Regions from separate parts of the Homo sapiens genome. Here region 1 is linked to region 2. A link is an interaction called in ENCODE POLR2A ChIA-PET data of the cell type or tissue named here. Cell type or tissue: MCF 10A. All regions are shown on one strand. Each heading gives the region's core, and the rest is flanking DNA. Links, peaks and the distances in the headings are about the cores only. Region 1 has its middle 80 kb from the start of SOX6. Region 2 has its middle 160 kb from the start of SOX6.

What was found. Peaks named below come from ENCODE experiments on the same cell type or tissue, not always from the same donor. Only the 100,000 strongest peaks of a DNase experiment are listed, where the experiment ranks them.
Region 1: POLR2A ChIA-PET joins it to region 2 with 5 read pairs; 2 of 35 experiments call an interaction of 5 or more read pairs at or near these places.

Annotation. Positions count from the first base shown.
Region 1 is chr11:16,435,454-16,438,277 of GRCh38, forward strand. It overlaps a transcript of SOX6 not described here. Among named protein-coding and RNA genes, the nearest start is that of SOX6, 80 kb to the left of the region's middle. In MCF 10A, for the core only: no CTCF peak of the experiment used is centred there; no DNase peak of the experiment used is centred there.
Region 2 is chr11:16,510,568-16,513,391 of GRCh38, forward strand. It overlaps a transcript of SOX6 not described here. Among named protein-coding and RNA genes, the nearest start is that of SOX6, 160 kb to the left of the region's middle. In MCF 10A, for the core only: no CTCF peak of the experiment used is centred there; a DNase peak (open chromatin) is centred at 1,124.

The DNA of each region.
Region 1 (2,824 bases), core at 321-2,820, 75 kb before region 2:
CTCTGTAATAATACCGTCTATTAGTCACAGAATCATAGAATTTTAGATCTAAAAGAGCCAGTGACTGCCAGCAAACCACCAGAAGCTAGGAAGAGGCAAAAAAAAGATTCCCTACAGGTTTCAAAGGGATCAAGGCCCTGCCAACACCTTGATTTTAGACTTCTAGCCTCCAGAAGTGTGAGACAATACATTTCTGTTTGAAGCCAACCAGTTGATGGTACTTTGTTACAGCAGCAGCAGCAGCCCTAGGAAATTAATACACCTACCAAAAAAGTCTTTCAGCAAAACTATTTCAAATTGGGAAAAAAAAAAAAGTTTCTTCTCCCTTTTTGTTTCTTCTTTTTGTTTTTATTTTCCTTCTCCCTTCTCTTTCTTTCCTGGTTGCTTTCCCACTGTTTATAAACATAATTATGTTCTCCCTATTCCAAAAAAAGACCCTTCCCTCAGTGGTCTCTCTCCATTAAGGGATTGCCCCAGTCACTTGCTACCTCAGCTACCAGGCTCCTTTAGAAAGTGTTCTATCCCTCTACCACTATTTCCTCATCAACATCCTCACAGTGCAGGCCCTTGCCATCTAGCCCTGGCCTTAGCAACAAGCTCCGATTGACAAATCCTCATTCTTCTAAAATTCTCAACAGAATTTGATACTCATATATCAAATCAATAATGATTGCTGTTAAACCACCATGGCACACGTTTACCTATGTAACAAACCATGTTTCTGCACATGTATCCCGGAACTCAAGGTAAAATAAAAATTAAAAAAATAGTGATTGCTGTTGGTCACTTCCTTCTTACTGAAATTCTCTCCTCTTTTGACTTCCATGACATAAAAACTTATTTTTCTCTATTCTTTCATTGCTCTTCTCCCTTCTCCCTTTATCATTCCCCCAGGATTTCAATCTTAAGGTGTTCTATCTCTCATTTCCTCTCTCGCTCTTTCCCTCTCTCCTTTCCTCCCTCTTCCCTCGCTCTCTGTCTACAGCCATATATCATCTATCACTCCTTTGCAGGTAACTCCCAAATCTCTATCTCTAGCCCAGAACTCTTTTTTGAGTTCCCTACTCATACTTACACACAATGTAATTTTGTAGTTAAGAGCACAGAATCATGTACACCTAATTTTAAGTCCTGGCTCTGTCATCCACCAACTCGGCAACTTCAGGCAAAATAGTTAATCTTTCTAACTCTCAGTTTCCTCATCTGTAAAATAGGTTTTGTAATAATAATATCTACTTTACTGGGTTGTTGGAAGGATTAAATGAGAAAATAGATTCTGAGCAGTGAATAATTGTGCCTCTTGCATAAGAATTTTTCGGTAAATGACACTTCGCTCTCATTTTAACTGTCTGACATCTCCACATATTGCTATATGTAGCCTCTTAAATTCAATATGCATGTAGCCACTCCACTGTGTTCTGTCCCCAAACTATCATCTTTTCATGGAATCCTAGCCTTCTCTGTGAACCAAGCATAAAATCTGGCCAAAAAATGTAGGCACATTTAAGAATGTAAGGGCCTGGCCAACTGTGGTGGCTCAAACCTGTAATCCCAGCACTTTGGGAGGCCAAGGTGGGAGGATTGTTCAAGGCCAGGAGATTGACACCAGCCTGGTCAACATAGTGAGACTCCATCTTTACAAGAAATTAAAAAAAAAAAAAAAATAGCCAGCATGGCATTGCAAGCTTGTAGTTTCAGCTAATTTTTAAGTCCTGGGTGGCTGGGAGGTGGACTGACCCCAAGAGCTCAAGGCTGAAGGGAGCCATGATTGTGCCACTGCACTCCGGCCTGGGGGGCAGAGCAAAACCCTGTCTCTATTTTTTTTTTTTAAAAAAAAGGTAAGGGCCTTAGAAATTCTCTCTCCTGAACTATTTTAAAATTAATCTTATTCTATCCAGTATTACAGTCAGTATATATTTTCCCATATCCCCATACCCAACCCCACTAGATTGTGAGCTCCATGACAGCAGAGATGTTTTATATACCTTGTAGTACCTAAAAGAGAACCTTATATATTGCAAGTTCTCAAAGAACATCTGTTTATGTGAATTAAGATTAAAGGTCTTATAAGTAACTAGGTTCATAAGCTAAGTTTAAATACTAAGTAGTTTAGTTTCTCTATCACCTTCTCTTGAGCAAGTCTCCTAAAATCATTCTTGCAATTCAGGACCCATAGCATTCTACCACAAAAACAGGGGCAACTAACATTCAGTGAAAGCTTACTATGTGCCAGGCACTCTTCTCAGCACTTGATGTGTTAAAATGTTCATTCTTCCACCTGTAAACTACATAATATGGGGAAAATTATTTAACTTGTCTGTGCTGAGTTTCCTCATGTATAAAACTGGGAAAATAGATATAATAAATACCTCAAAGAGTTGCTTATAGTTTCACATGAGACAATTCATTTAAAGTGATTAGTACAGTGTCTGGTATATGGTATATGCTCAATAAAAGTTGTTATTGTAAAAATATAAGCATGTGTGAGTGTAGGGAAGATCTTTTTCTTAACTATAGCCATCAATCAGTAAACAATATTGGATAAGCCTGTATAATGAGTAAATTTGATGTATGAAACAAACCTACTAGTTTAAAAAGAAGGTTATCAATGAGTTTAATAAGGAAAGACAAATCAAGTATAGGCCTTTTGGAAGTATGTATGTTTTTGTGTGTGTGAGTGTGTATATGTGTGTATACATATATATACACTATATATGCAAAATAAACTGCAACTTATTTTTAAATAAAATTTAACATATGTGTCAATTTGCTTTGATTCAAGTAAAGAGTATATAGAAATAAGTGTAACCATTTCCTATACATC
Region 2 (2,824 bases), core at 29-2,528:
GTTAACCTATTTGGTAAAAAGAAATATTTCATTGTATAGTATATCAATTTACTTATCAAAGTCTATTTTTAAAATAATCCATCTTTTTATGTTAAATTATGATTATTAATACCCTGGCTCTTGCTTCCAATAAGATACGCTGAAAGGTAGGTTATGCTGAGCTTACTACATTGTCATAATTGTTGTTATATGTACATCCTGGAGATTGGTACCATCATTGCTTTAGATTTGGAGTCCATTACAGAGACATTTCTAGCATAGTAATTAATTTTTATTCTCCATTTTCCATGTGGGTAAACTGATTGGGGAGTGGGTGATAGAGGAGAGCAACCAATCCTTCTTGCAGGCTAACTGAAGGCAAATATAATAAAACCCCCAACATTTTTTATCTCAATAACCTGATCTTGTTGAATAAAAAAAATCAGCTTGCAATTTGAAATTATCGTTGGGGAAAAGGGAAGGATACTAAGACGAAAAAACTAAGTTTCCAAGGAAATATATATAAACATATTTCTCTGATAGTTAAAAGAGGAGCTTCATTCTAATTGACGACTTCTTACTGAATGACAGTTTACAAGCAACCTAAACTCACTCTTTGGAGGGAAAAGTATTTTTTACCTTAAAAATATTGTTTAATTGTTTGTTCTTCTGTTTCAAAAGCACATGGATGTATTCTATAGATGAGGATGATTACAGAGCTACAAAGTTTACCACAGTTTCAGTCATCAGTGCTCCCACCCATAGAGTGTCATCCTCAGAAACCATCTGGTGCTCCTTCTGCATAATTAGCAAAATATTGACTTAGCACTTAACACTCTAGGGAGGATTAAACCAATTTTTTTAAGCAAGAAAAATTCCAGCCAAGTCAAAACAGAATTGCAATGTATCAAAACTTTCTCTAAAGGAGATGTTTTTTATATTCCCAGGCTTTACCTGTTTTGTTTTTGTTTTTGTTTTTGTTTTTTTTAATGTAGTACCTGAATTCTACAAATAGATATTCAGTGAGTAGAATGCTGGCAAAGCAGATGTTGCCCCTTGCATCCACCCACTGAATTCTTATTCCCTATTTGGTTGTCTGCAGTGGTGAATCAGAGCAAGGTGACTCAGTCAAACTAATGACAAGAAACTTAAGCTACACTTGCCTCACAGTGTTTACCTTGAAATAAGACTATTAAGCTACTGAAACTTAAAAGCGCAGGAGCTAGCCAAGTTGCAAAATAACATGCAGGATGAGACCACTGCATCATAATTTCTCTAATTGTTTTTCTTAGAGCAGATGTCTAAGATGAGTTCCACACATTAAAAACAAAAGGAAGGAGATTAAGGTTTTGAACTATGGCTCTGACAAGCCCATTTCAGTGTCTTACAGTCATCAGAATTCATTCAAGAGGAAAGCAATAAGCATGGCAAGACATAACTAAACAAAGTATTACACTTTAAAATGTCTTATTTCAGAACAGCAGATTGTATATATGTTCTTTTTTTGTCCCAACTTCCATGAATCAGACATTTGCCTAAGGACAATAGAAACCAACCAAAACCTACCATCTTCCAAACACTTGATGTACACCAGAAAATGTGGTGTCAAGGTAGACAAGAAAAGAGTACTAAGGGCTATATGTCCCAAATTGTGTATCAAGGCACCCCAAGACACCATAAAGAAGTCACAGAAGTACTGGGGGATATCTTAACTTTTTAAGAGAAATAGTAACACATGACATTTGTTGATCACTTAGTGAACCGCAAACACAAATCAGTTTACGGTTTCAACATTACATCACACCACATTCATCTCTATGACATCACATCTTTGCAAAGCTGGGTTTTCAGTGGTTCCTGTGATAAAAAGCAACTATGCTAAAATCCATGTGGAACAGGAAATGAGGACAGCAACATTCAATCTGTTTGCAGTGTCTGAAAAGTGTGCAGTGCTCAAGAAGCACACACATCTCATTAATAATTGTGATTATTTAAGAATAAAATTAAAGTAGTGCTTTTGGCTTCAATATATCTGTATTATTTCTTCAAAGAGCTACTAAGTTATTAGTATATAAATATTGAAGTTTTTTTTTATCCCAACCATGTAGTAAAGTAAACTGTTAGGTATTTCTTTTGGACCAAAGTCACTGTGAAAAAATTACTGACACACTAAAGACACTGTGAACCAAGAAAATTTGACAACTTCTGGCACAGGGCCTTAAAGCCTGCTTGATCATGAATGTAAAAAACTCAAGTAAATAAATGCAAGTCACTGGTGATAAGTAAAGGAAAATAACAAAACTATCTGAAAATGCACTTTTATAACCACTGCCTGAGTAATCAGGGTCCAGAAGAAGGGAATGACTCTGGGAGTACTGTGAGTAAAATCAATAGTCTCAACATCAGTACCAAATAAGTCAGTTCCTTGAAATGTATATGCAATCTAGAAAGGAAACATATGGAAAGGAAGCAATGAGACAACCTGAAAAAAGTAAATCAGTAACACTCTACATACTGAAAGAAAAACTCACTTTCTAGTTTCTAGTTTCTACAACACATTGTTAGGTTAGAAAGTGATAGAGACAAAAAGAAGCATATGTGCAACTTCACACTCAGGAGGTCAACTGGCAGTAGTATGTGGTGGTTTTTTCTGATCCCAAACTAAAATGTAACTAAGAAAATGTACACAAGCTTATGAGAGAAAGAGATAATTTAAAAAGAAATAAAACAAAATTATAGGACTTTAAAGCACTCACACACTCAAAAGAGAGGGACACAGGGGATAAAGTAAAACAGTGGAAGGGGGCCGGGCACAGTGGCTCAGGCCTGTAATCCCAGCACTTTG